Regions from separate parts of the Homo sapiens genome. Here region 1 is linked to region 2. The links are chromatin contacts, found by Hi-C in ENCODE. All regions are on one chromosome and are shown on one strand. Each heading gives the region's core, a stretch centred on a gene start or an enhancer-like site at or near the end of the contact. The rest is flanking DNA. Distances are from core to core; before and after follow the strand shown.

The links. A loop is a pair of places that touch in the nucleus more often than their neighbours do. Pooled maps may share reads with other maps.
Region 1: a loop to region 2 is called in a pooled map, with 7 times the contacts of the local background. The contact joins the promoter of ARPC2 here to the promoter of ZFAND2B in region 2. A Hi-C loop is called at or near these places in 6 of 50 pooled maps.

The regions. Positions count from the first base shown.
Region 1 is chr2:218,213,603-218,219,511 of GRCh38, forward strand. ARPC2 (actin related protein 2/3 complex subunit 2) reads left to right here and starts at 3,587. Exons shown (of 11, transcript NM_152862.3): 1 at 3,587-3,652; 2 at 3,861-3,942. The coding sequence starts at 3,869. LOC101928487 (a long non-coding RNA gene) reads right to left here and starts at 3,584. Exons shown (of 2, transcript XR_923908.2): 1 at 3,426-3,584; 2 at 2,499-3,249. RefSeq lists an enhancer at 3,596-4,199 and a silencer at 3,721-3,770.
Region 2 is chr2:219,201,904-219,208,031 of GRCh38, forward strand. ZFAND2B (zinc finger AN1-type containing 2B) reads left to right here and starts at 4,879. Exons shown (of 9, transcript NM_138802.3): 1 at 4,879-5,139; 2 at 5,424-5,518; 3 at 5,745-5,876; 4 at 5,984-6,128. The coding sequence starts at 5,085. RefSeq lists enhancers at 4,471-4,720, 5,838-6,128 and a silencer at 4,771-5,170.

The DNA.
Region 1 (5,909 bases), core at 2,337-4,836, 990 kb before region 2:
TGTCCAACAATGATAGACTGGATTAAGAAAATGTGGCACATATATACCATGGAATACTATGCAGCCATAAAAAATGATGAGTTCGTGTCCTTTGTAGGGACATGGATGAAATTGGAAATCATCATTCTCAGTAAACTATCACAAGGACAAAAGAACAAACACTGCATGTTCTCACTCATAGATGGGAATTGAACAGTGAGAACACATGGACACAGGAAGGGGAACATCACACTCTGGGGACTGTTGTGGGGTGGGGGGAGGGGGGAGGGATAGCATTAGGAGATATACCTAATGCTAAATGACGAGTTAATGGGTGCAGCACACCAGCATGGCATATGTATACATATGTAACTAACCTGCACATTGTGCACATGTACCCTAAATCTTAAAGTATAATAATAATAAAAAAATAAATAAATAAAAAAGAAAATGTAGTATACCTTCAAAAAAAAAGGGAAAATTATTTTCAAACTTGAATATCTAGCCCAACAACACATCAAGTGTTAAATAGAAGTAACATATTTTCAAATATGCAAAGATTCTAACAACATATATCCCCCATCTCCCTTTCTTAGGAAGTTATTAGAGGAGATGCTTTAGCAAAACAAGGAAGTAAACCAAGAGGAAGACATGGGATCCAGGAAATGGGCAAAACCACCCCAGAACAACAATGAAGGAAAATTCCAGAATGACAACTGTACAGCAAGTCTAGCGAGCAGCCAGTCCAGATTGAAATAAGAGGAAGGAAGGCTCTGGGACAAAAACTCCAAAGAAAAAGTGGAACTTATATATTGAGTATATGGAAAACATTATTGCTAGACTTTTTGATAGTCTTAGAGCATTTGAGGGGAAAAACCAACTGTAAATACTGTTTACAGAAAATCAGACAGATGAGAGAAAAAAGGCAATAATTAACCCTAAGAAAAATGAAGGGCCATGTAAACTAGAAGTCATGATTATAGTGCATTTCTTGGCTCATCAGTAAACAATATTTGCATACATAATAATTTTAATACAGCTAGGTGCAGATTATTGGTTTTACCAAAAGTTATTACGCAGCTATATATGGTGGGAAGCAGAAGTGATAGAGTCAAGTTCTTATCTACCGTGTCAGGAAGTCAACACATAATGCTAAAAATTCACAAACCAAAAAATAATGGTATAAACATTTACTTAGAAACATGAAGGTAGGCCGGGCACGGTGACTCACACTTGTAATCCTAGCACTTTAGGAGGCTAAGGCAGGCGGATCGCTTGAGTTCAGGGGTTCGAGGCCAGCCGAAGCAACACGGTGAAACCCTGTCTCTACTAAAAATACAAAAATTAGCTGGACATATTGGTGGCCACCTGTAGTCCCAGCTAGTTGGGGTCTGAGGCCGGAGGATTGCTTGGGCCCAGGGAAATCGGGGCTTCAGTGAGCCAAGAGTGTGCCACTGCACACCAGCCTAAGTAACAAAGTGAAACCCTATCAGAAAGAAAGAAAGAAAGAAAAAGACAGAGAGAGAAAGAAAGAAAGAAAGAAAGAAAGAAAGAAAGAAAGAAAGAAAGAAAGGGATTATGAAGGTAAATATCAGGATGAATTTGTGAAAGAGTTGAGCATATTGCCTCCAAAGAGTAGGACAGGGAACTGCTTTTTTCATTACAAGCCTTTTAGTATTATAAGCATACATATTTTAAACAATTTATAAACATTATTTTAGTTCAATAGTCATTAATGTTACAAAGCTAGCTTATCGGTCGGGCATGGTGGCTCACGCCTGTAATCCCAGCACTTTAGGAGGCTAAGGCAGGTGGATCACTTGAACCCAGGAGTTTGAGACCAGCGTGCCCAATACGGCCAAACCCCGTCTCTACAAAATATACAGAAATTAGCCCAGCTTGGTGGTGCATGTCTATAGTCCCAGCTATTTGGCAGGCCGAGGCAGGAGGATCACCTGAGCTCGGGAGGCGGGCAGTGAGCAGAGATAGCAACGTCACTCCAGCTTGGGTGACAAGAGTGAGACACCATCTCAAATTAAAAAAAAAAAAAAAAAAAGGCCGGGCATGGTGGCTCACGCCTGTAATCCCAGCACTTTGGGAGGTCGAGGCAGGAGGATCATGATGTCAGGAGTTCGAGACCAGCCTGACCAACATAGTGAAACCCCGTCTCTACTAAAAATACAAAACATTAAAAGGGCATGGTGGCAGGCACCTTTAATCCCAGCTATTTGGGAGGCTGAGGCAGGAGAATCGCTTGAACCGGGGAGGCAGAGGTTGCAGTGAGCCGAGATCATGCCATTGCACTCCAGCCTGGGCAAGAGTGCAAGACTCTGTCTCAAAAAAAAAAAAATTTAAGTTAGCGTATAATTTTAGGGGATCAGCAATATCCTGAAGCTTATCCATAGCCCGTTAAGTAATGTTTCAAAGGGCTATCTGTGCCTTAATGATAGGAGCTAGTTTCTTGTTCATTTTTTTATCCCCATCCCCAAACACATAGCAGAAAATAAATTATTTCCTTGTATGTAGAACGGACTCAGCTAAGTTTATTATATTCTCCCCGGAGGAGGGAAAACACAAAACAAGGCACAAAGGCAGAAGGTGCAGATGTAGCACAACGATGAGTTAAGATTCCGCACGCAGGTAACAAGGAGGGTATGGTATATCTCTGCCAGAGGTACTGGAAGGTTTCAAAGGCAGAAAAAAATGTGTTCCGGACACCTGGACGCAGAATTGGAGGCATGACAGGAACACAGGGAGGCCCATCTAAGTTGCCTATTCACCCAGGTGACCTCTCTTTCATTTCTTTAATTGTCCTTTTAACAATATGGGGAATTTCACCCAAGGAAAGGGTCCTCTTCTCGCCCCAGCAGGCAAGGGGTGTTCCTCCAGCGCAAGTTCCGGCCCCAGCTGCCCCCACGTCCCACAGGTCTCCTGCCTTTTGGCACGCACACTCCTGACCACTCGCTGCTTCCGCATCCCTACTCTGATCCTCTCCCCATGCATCTCTGCCTCCTTAGACAACTGAGAATTTTATTGTCTGTTTCCTTTGCCAGACTGTAAGTTCCACGAGGGCAGGGCCTCGTCCATTTCATTTACCACTACATCCCCAGTATAGAGCAAGAGCCCATGAAAATGTTTGTTGGAGAAATGAATGCATGATGGTGTCGCTGGACAGCTATACCTGGAAAGAAAAAGAGGCACCCCCATCAAACAAGCTGGGAGCTAAGAAGCCCGCTGGGAGACGACAAGGGCGAGCTTCTTGCGAGGTTTCTGAAATGACAAGACCGGAAGAATGGAGTTGGATCTCTGGGACAAGCGGGAGAGAGAAGCTGAACAGTCAGGCAAGCCTCGGGGAATGACAGCTCCGCGGGGGACGCACTGGTAGGCGGTAGACGTAAGCGGGGTCGGTGGGAAAGTAGACGGTGGGGCGGCGGCATCACACATACGCAAGCGCAGCCTCCGTTTCCTCCGGCGCGCCTGCGCTCGCGTTCACGAGTGGTTGAAGCGGAAATGGCGCCGCGGGGCCGCGCGTCCAGGCGGCGAGCGGAAGTGGGTGTGAGAGCGGAAGTGGCCGGCTAGAGCCGGGGGCTGGGCGGGGACCGGGCTTGTCGGTGAAGCGGCAGTGGCGGCGGCGGCGGCGGCTCGGCAGGCGGGTTCAGGCTTCGGGGGCCAGGTCGGTTGGGTGGGTGGGTGTCTCCACAGTCTGCGTGCGTGGGCCAGCGCGTTCGTCTTACCCTTCCCTCCACCCCGGCCCCTCTCCCCTTCTCCCCTAACCTCCTACCCCACCCAGCCCCACTCAGGGGGCAGCAGGGCCGCTCCCTCCGTCCTTGCCTCCCTTACCCACCCTCACCGGCCCTTGTTTCTCCTTCCCCTGGGGGCAGCCGCCGCCATGATCCTGCTGGAGGTGAACAACCGCATCATCGAGGAGACGCTCGCGCTCAAGTTCGAGAACGCGGCCGCCGGGTGAGCGCGCGCCCGGGGCCGGGGGTGGCGGGGGAAGCAGAGTTGACCCCAGCTAATCCCCAATGTTGTCCAGTCCCCCAGACCTGGAGGAGAGAAATGGGGTGCCTGGCAGGGTGTAGGGGCTGCCCCAGCGGGGTAGACGTGGGAGGCGATTGGGCGCGGCCGGGCGAGGGGCAGAGATGCGTGGGGAGAGGCTCAGAGGAGGGATGCGGAAGCAGCGAGTGGTGAGGGCTGTGCGTGCCAAAGGGCAGGAGACCTGTGGGACGTGGGGGACCCTGGAGCCGGAACTCGCTCCGGAGTAGCCCCCTGCCCTCTGGGGCGAGAAGGGGACCCCTTCCCTGCGTGAAATTCCCCGGCATTGTTCTGAACCCAGAGAGAGCCTGTTTGGAATTGGGTTGGAAGGAGTTTTCAGGAATTCCCAGGACTGGAGGAGGGAAGGAGATGCAGGCCCACATCGCCACCAGCATTCTCGTTCCCCACCCCCATCTCCTTTAAAAGGAGCAGAAGAGAAGACTAAAAGCCGACCCAGTCTTAGAGCCGGAAAAACGCGATCTCTGGTTTCCCTTCCCCGAACCCTTCTGTGAGAGACACTGGGCCATTTTGTTACATATTTTTAAAGCAAAGCCAATTGTCCCTCGCTCCACACCCCTTCCTTATCTCTCCTTTGAGGTTCTAATGCTCTCTCCTCACCCACTAGCCTTTATCTGGTTATCTTGTAAATTCTTACATCAAGACCCTAGGTCTGTGATTTCTTCTGTGGTAGCCCTGGCCCAGTTACACACTTCAAAGACTCCAGAATCTATAAAGTTCTTAGATAACCTGTCTTTACGATTGGACTTTTTAAAAGATGGGCTTAGGGCATCTTTCCAAGGCAGCCTCTCTGCCAAACACAAGAATCAGTAGAAGACAATCTGCTCCTCCAAAGCTGCTTTGCTTTTCTAGTATAATATTTAAAACATGAGCTAAGGATTTTGGGTTCTAATTTTTGGTGGCCTGTGGCCAGTCCCTTTGCCTCATTTCCCTATGTATGAGCATGGGGCTTCACATCTGGGTTTCACAGTTAATAAGTGCAGACCGTTTCTGGTGAACTGGGAACTAGTAATAGGAAAGTGCTTGCAGATCCACAGATGGGAGAAGATTGGTAGAGGGGAATTTTTAAGTGGTCATAATGTACTTGTGGCTTGGAGGCATTAGAAAGTATTAACTGCCATTTAAATTGAATATATAGTATGTCCTGTCTCCTTTATAAGGCCACAGATTTTATCTGTAAAACAAAGCACTACTTTCCTTGAAGTAATACGTGTAGTGAGCAGTACTGTTTCCTGCCAGGGGCTGCAGTTGGTTATATTTGAGGCTGACTTGCTTCTTTCTTGTCTTAGCCTCTCTTACCAGTTTCTTTGCATTTTAAATATTCAAATGAATCAGCCCAGAGTCTTATTTTGGGTGATTGCTGTATACTTTTTTCTGAGCAGTGTAACACATAGGAGGAAGTTGAATTAACTTCTGCATTTTCATAACTGATCTTAATGCATTCTCAGGTCCAGACTAGCAAAGAATGAGACCTGGGCGGTTATAAGCTGATCTACAAGATAAATGGCTGTGTATTTTCAAGTAGAGGCATGTCTTTTAACATAGGAGTACATTCTCATCTATTTGTGTATTAATGACTTGTGATTCCAAAATGTGGCCCATTATTCGGAACTTCAGTTCTTTCTTTTTCTTTTAGAAAATTATTCTTAAAAAGAGAAGCTAACCATTTCGGAGGGATTAAATAGGCCCTCAAGTCTGGAAGACATAAGTTAGAACTTCCAGGACTTTTTTTTTTTTTTCCGAGACAGAGTCTCTCACTGGCTGGAATGCAGTGGCGCGATCTCTGCTCACTGCAACCTCGCCCTCCCAGGCTCAAGTGAGTCTCATGTCTCGGCTTCCCAAGTAGCTGGGATTACAAGCACGTGCTACCACACCTG
Region 2 (6,128 bases), core at 3,629-6,128:
TCAAATGCCACCAAAGTGGGAGCCCAGGCAGGGGAGGTGCGAGAGCAGGCGAGGGCTCTGAGGACTGCCAGCACGCTGTCACCTCTCAAGCTCACGGGAGAGCTAGTGCACCTGAGGACAAACGGCTGAGCATTGTCACAAAGATTGTGTATCACACACCCAAGGGAGCAAGGCAGAACTCAGGGAAGGCAGTCATGCCAGCCGACTAATCTCCTAGGATCTGAAACCAGCTTCAATCAGCTTCCGCATCCTGGTACTTCACTTAAATATTTAAATACCTTGCACTGATAAGGTGTTTGATTTTTGATAACCCACGGAGAGATTTGGGATTTTCCCCAAACACTCTGAGAAAAATCATCACTTAAGATTCCTTTTTTTGACTTGGGCATGGTGGCTCACACCTGTAATCCTAACACTTTGGGAGGCAGAGGTGGGTGGATCATGAGGTCAGGAGTTCTAGACCAGCCTGGCCAACATGGTGAAACCCCATCTCTACTAAAAATTAGCCGGGTGTGGTGGCGGGCGCCTGTAGTCCCAGCTACTTGGGAGGCTGAGGCAGGAGAGTTGCTTGAACCCAGGAGGCAGAGGTTGCAGTGAGCTGAGATCATGCCACTGCACTCCAGCCTGGGCGACAGAGCGATACTCCATCTCAAAAAAAAAAAAAAAAGATTCCTCTTTTCAGTAGTTAAGGAGGGTCCAAGAGTAGATTTTTGGGAGGCAAATTTGTATGATGGAAAGAACATAGAACTGAAGACAATACAAAAATTTAGGTCCAGATTCTGACTTCGTAGCAAGTAATTTAATCTCTCTCAACTTCAGATTTTTTATCTGCAAAATGGGGATACATGATATCTTTTTCAAAAGATTTTCTTTCTTTTTTTTTTTTTTTTTTTGAGACAGAGTCTCACTCTGTTGCCCAAGCTGGAGTGCAGTGGCACAATCTCGGCTTACTGCAAGCTCCGCCTCCTGGGTTCACGCCATTCTCCTGCTTCAGCCTCCCGAGTAGCTGGGACCACAGGTGCCCGCCACCACGCCCAGCTAATTTTTTGTATTTTTAGTAGAGACAGGGTTTCACCGTGCTAGCCAGGATGGTCTCGATCTCCTGACCTTGTGATCTGCCCGCCTTGGCCTCCCAAAGTGCTGGGATTACAGGCGTGAGCCACCGTGCCCGGCCTACTTCAAAGGATTTTCACAGGGGATTAAATAAGCTAACACATGAGGAAGAGCAGGACACAACAATAAGTGCTAGTTTTTCTTTCCATTTCTTTTTTTTCCTGTTTCTTTATTAATTGAGACATAGTCTCGCTCTGTTGCCACCATGCCTGGCTGATTTTTGTATTTTTAGTAAAGACAGGGTTTCACCATGTTGGCCAGGGTGGTCTTGAACTCCTGGCTTCTGGTGATCTGCCCACCTCAGCCTCCCAAAGTGTTGGGATTATAGGCATGAGCCATCGTGCCTGGCCTTTTCCTTCCATTTCTATATGCACTGTTTCACTAAGAGTCAATTGAGAGGCGGAAAACCACTGAGACAAATACCATTAAACTAATATTCAAGTTGAATTGGAGCCAAGACACCTTTTCTGGCTATCCTCAGTTTGACCTTGTCTGCTTTAGACCTGCTAAAGCTAAAATAACTGGCGTCTGGCTATGACTATGCCTGCGAATTTTAGAGGAACCTATGTCTACTGTCCCAATGAGAGGCTGCAGCTCAGTTACCCACAGCTAAAGCGCAAGGCTGCTTAGCAGGTCTGTGTATGCTTTGTTGGTCTACAATAAAAGAGACTTAAGTAATGCTCAGTTGTTAATTGATATCTCCTAAAATAGCTAATTCAAGTTGCAAAATGTTATTTGATTTCTCTCTCAGTGTTCTCCTGGCTTCTTTTATTCAGGAAGCAAGGAGGCTACATTGGGGAATGGTGACTTTGGTTTGTGCGGGCACTCTTTTTAAATCGTGGGATGAGAACATCACCCAGTGAGAAAGCCCCTGGGCTGGTAATCAGCACAGAGAGCTTAGTCAGGACTATAACCCATCAGTCAGAAAAATATTTGCCTGGGAAGAGAGATACTACCGTGAGAGCTTCATTCACTTTTATCGTGGTCGCTGGGGTCTCTGAGGTAAGTCTGTTATGGCATGATATGGTCTGGATATGTGTCCCCTCCAAATCTCATGTTGAAATGTATTCCCGCCGGGCGCAGTGGCTCATGCCTGTAATTCCAGCACTTTGGGAGGCCGAGGCGGGCGGATCACGAGGTCAGGAGATCGAGACCATCCTGGCTAACACGGTGAAACCCCATCTCTCCTAAAAATACAAAAAATTAGCCGGGCGTGGTGGCATGCGCCTGTAATCCTAGCTACTTGGGAGGCTGAGGCAGGAGAATGGTATGAACCCGGGAGGCGGAGGTTGCAGTGAGCTGAGACTGTGCCACTGCACTCCAGCCTGGGCGACAGAGTGAGATTCTGTCTCAAAAAAGAAAAAAAAAAAAAAAAAAAGAAAAGAAAAAGAAATGTATTCCCAATGTCAGAGGTGGGACCTGGCAGGAGGTGATTGGAACCTGAGAGTGGACCCCTCATGAATGGCTTAGTGCCATCCTCTTGGTGATGAGTGAATTCTCACTCAGTTCACATCAGATCTGGTTTTGAAAAGACTCTGGGACCTCCCTCTTCTCTCTCTTGCTCCCACTCTTGCCATGTGACATGCCTGTTCCCCCTAGGCCTTCTGCAATGATTAGAAGCTTCCTGAGGCCTCACCAGAAGCTGAGCAGATGCTGGCACCATGCTTCCTATGCAGTCTGCAGAACCATGAATAAATTAAACCTCTTTCTTTATAAATCAACCAGCCTCAGATTTTTTTTTTTTTTTAAAGACAGGGTCTCACTTTGTTATCCAGCTGAAGCACAGTGGTACAATCATAGCTCACTGCAACTTCGAGCTCCTAGGCTCAAGCAATCCTCCCACCAAAGCCTCTCGAGTATTTGGGACAACGGGTGGATGCCACCATGCCCAGCTAACTTTTTAAAAATTTTTTTTGTAGAGAGGGAGGTCTTACTATGTTGCCCAGGCTGGTCTCAAACTCCTGGACTCGAGTGACCCTCCCACCTTGGCCTCCGAGGGATGGGATTACAGGCATGAGCCACCATGCCTAGCGAGGTATTTCTGTATAGCAACATAAGAACAAATGACTACATTTGCACTTCAAGCATTCTGGCTCATGCTCAAAAATGAGATCCGAAGATTTTTATTTTTTGAGTTCCACAAGGCTTTGGTTATCTGAGCATTTGTAAAGTGGGAGTGGGGAGAGAGGCAGTGTTTATCTTTGTTTAGTCTGCTCCATACACGTTTCTCCAAACTGAAAGCCTACAATTCTTTCTATTTTTGTAGAGACAGGGTCTCACTATGTTGCCCAGGCTGGAACTCCTAGGCTCAAGCGATCCTCCTGCGTCAGCCTCCCAAAGTGCTGAAATTACAAGCGTCAGCCACCATGCCGGGACTGGAAGCCTACAATTCTAAATTGTACTGATGAATATAGAGAGGAAAAAAAATGAATAAACAAAATTCTTAGAACCAAATGATTATAATGAGACTGGGAAAAAATTATTTGAAATCTGACAGTTATATATTGAAACAAAATAAAAGCATTTATAAAGTCCTGGATGCAATTTAAAATAAAAAGAATATTGGCTGGGAGTGGTGGCTCATGCCTGTAATCCCAGCACTTTGGGAGGCCGAGGCGGGCAGATCACGAGGTCAGGAGTTCGAGACCAGCCTGGGCAACATGGTGAAACGCCGTCTCTAAAAATACAAAAATTAGCTGGACGCAGTGGTGTGCACCTGTAGTCCCAACTACTTGGGAGGCTGAGGCAGGAGAATCGCTTGAACCCGGGAAGCAGAGGTTGCAGTGAGCCGAGATCATGCCACTGCACTCCAGCCTGGGTGACAAGAGTGACACTGTGTCTCAAAAAAAAAAAAATTATATTGGTCAGGTGTGGTGGCTCACGTCTGTAATCCCAGCACTTTGGGAGGCCAAGGCAGGAGGATCACTTAAGGCCAGGAGTTCGAGACCAATCTGGGCAACAAAGAGAGACCCCTCCCCAACCCCATTTCTACAAAATTAAAAATTAGCTGAGCACGGTGGCTTGTGCCTGTAGTCCTGGCTACATTCAATAATTACTAAGAATATTCTAGGCTAGGGTTTTTCAGAGTGTGGTGCATGGCAATCTGTGTCAGAATTCCTTCAGGTGCTTCCTACTGAATTAGAAGCTCCAGGGCCCGGAAATCCGCATTTTAAACTAGCTCCGTAGGCGATTTGGATTCACACTAAAGACTGAGGACCACACTGTTCTAGGCACTGTTAGGTGCTGGGACCTAACACGAAACAAGGTAGACGTGGTTCCTGATTTCCCAGTATGCTCATATAGGGGTTGGTCGCATTAGTGATATGGGTGCTAGAATGGAAGAAGTAAGATCACATAGCAGGTGCGCCTAGTTCAGACTGAGGAGGGATCTGCAGCTCTAGAGACGTCTGTACTTCAGAGAAATACAGGAGCTGTCAGCTCGTGGAGGCGAAGGGCAGCCGTGGCCGTGAACAAAATGGCCAGGAGGAGGGCATCGTGTGTGAAGCGGGCTAAGGACCGAATTGTGAAAGACCCCAAACCACCCAGCCTTCCATCCCCCAAGATATCCGTCTTTGCCTTCGCTGGCCTTCCTCTGCGGAGCTACGCCCGCGCCCAGGGTGGCGGAGCCGCGCATCAACACCCTCTCGCCTCGGGACAGTCTTCCGACTCAGCCTTCTAGAGCAAGGCGAGGCGGGGCGGGGCTCAACCGAGGCCCTCCCCGGCTGCCCGGAGACTGCGCCGGACGCGCCAGCCCTGCGGGATGACGTCAGCGCGCCGCGCGCGCCGAGGGAGGAGCGGGCGCCGGGGGCCGGCTGGCGCGGGGGCTCCGGTAACCCGGGCTGGGCGGGGGAGAGGAAGGGGCGGGGCAGGGAGCCCGCCAGAGTGCGGGGTCGCGGTGCGGACTTCGAGCACGAGCCCTAAAGACGCTCAGCACTCGTCGCTTCTCCTAGCAGACCCTGCCCGGCTTGGCGATGGAGTTTCCGGACCTCGGCGCTCACTGTTCGGAGCCGAGCTGTCAGCGCTTGGGTGAGGGGCGGAGCGCGCGGGGGGCGGGGCCCAGCGGACAGGGACTTTGAACCGCAGGTTGGGAGGGAAGGGTGGGCTCCCAGGCTGGCAATGCCGGGGGGCGGGGCTTGAAGCTGGGGGGGGGTGGTCAGCGGCAGAGGGGGCGTGGCCAAGGAGGTAATGGGCTTGGGAAGGGGCGGTGTGTCGAAAATAGGGTGGCGTTTTCCTTCCCGAGTGGAAGACTTGAGTGAGAGAGAAGGACATCGAGGTCCCGCTGGACCTGCAATCCGACCAACTCTTTGCAGATTTTCTGCCGCTTAAGTGTGATGCCTGCTCAGGCATCTTCTGCGCAGACCATGTGGCCTACGCCCAGCATCACTGTGGATCTGCTTACCAAAAGGTGAGGGGGCGATCCTCAGGGTGAAAGCAGGCAGATGGAGAATGCGTGCAGAATCCCCCAAATCTGTGTCTCACGTTTCTTCTCCCTTTTGTCCTTCTGAGGCTGTCAGTGCTGGGAAACACTGTTTTTTTGCGTGTTTGTGGTGGGTCATATCCAAGTTCTTTCAGGACCAGAGATTTGTTGGACTGGAGTGGGCCACAGACTGACCCTTGCTCCTTGACTACAGGATATCCAGGTACCTGTGTGCCCTCTCTGTAATGTGCCTGTGCCTGTGGCCAGAGGGGAGCCCCCTGACCGTGCTGTGGGAGAGCACATTGACAGAGACTGTCGCTCTGATCCAGCACAGCAAAAACGTAAGGTAAACATTGTAGGGGTCAGCCACAACCCAGCTGGGACTACGGATGCCTGGAAACCCAAACAGCTAATCAGAGTCTCAGCAGAGACAACCTTCTCACTTCACCTCAGATCTTCACCAATAAGTGTGAACGCGCTGGCTGCCGGCAGCGAGAAATGATGAAACTGACCTGTGAACGCTGTAGCCGAAACTTCTGCATCAAGCACCGGCATCCACTGGACCATGATTGCTCTGGGGAGGGGCACCCAACCAGCC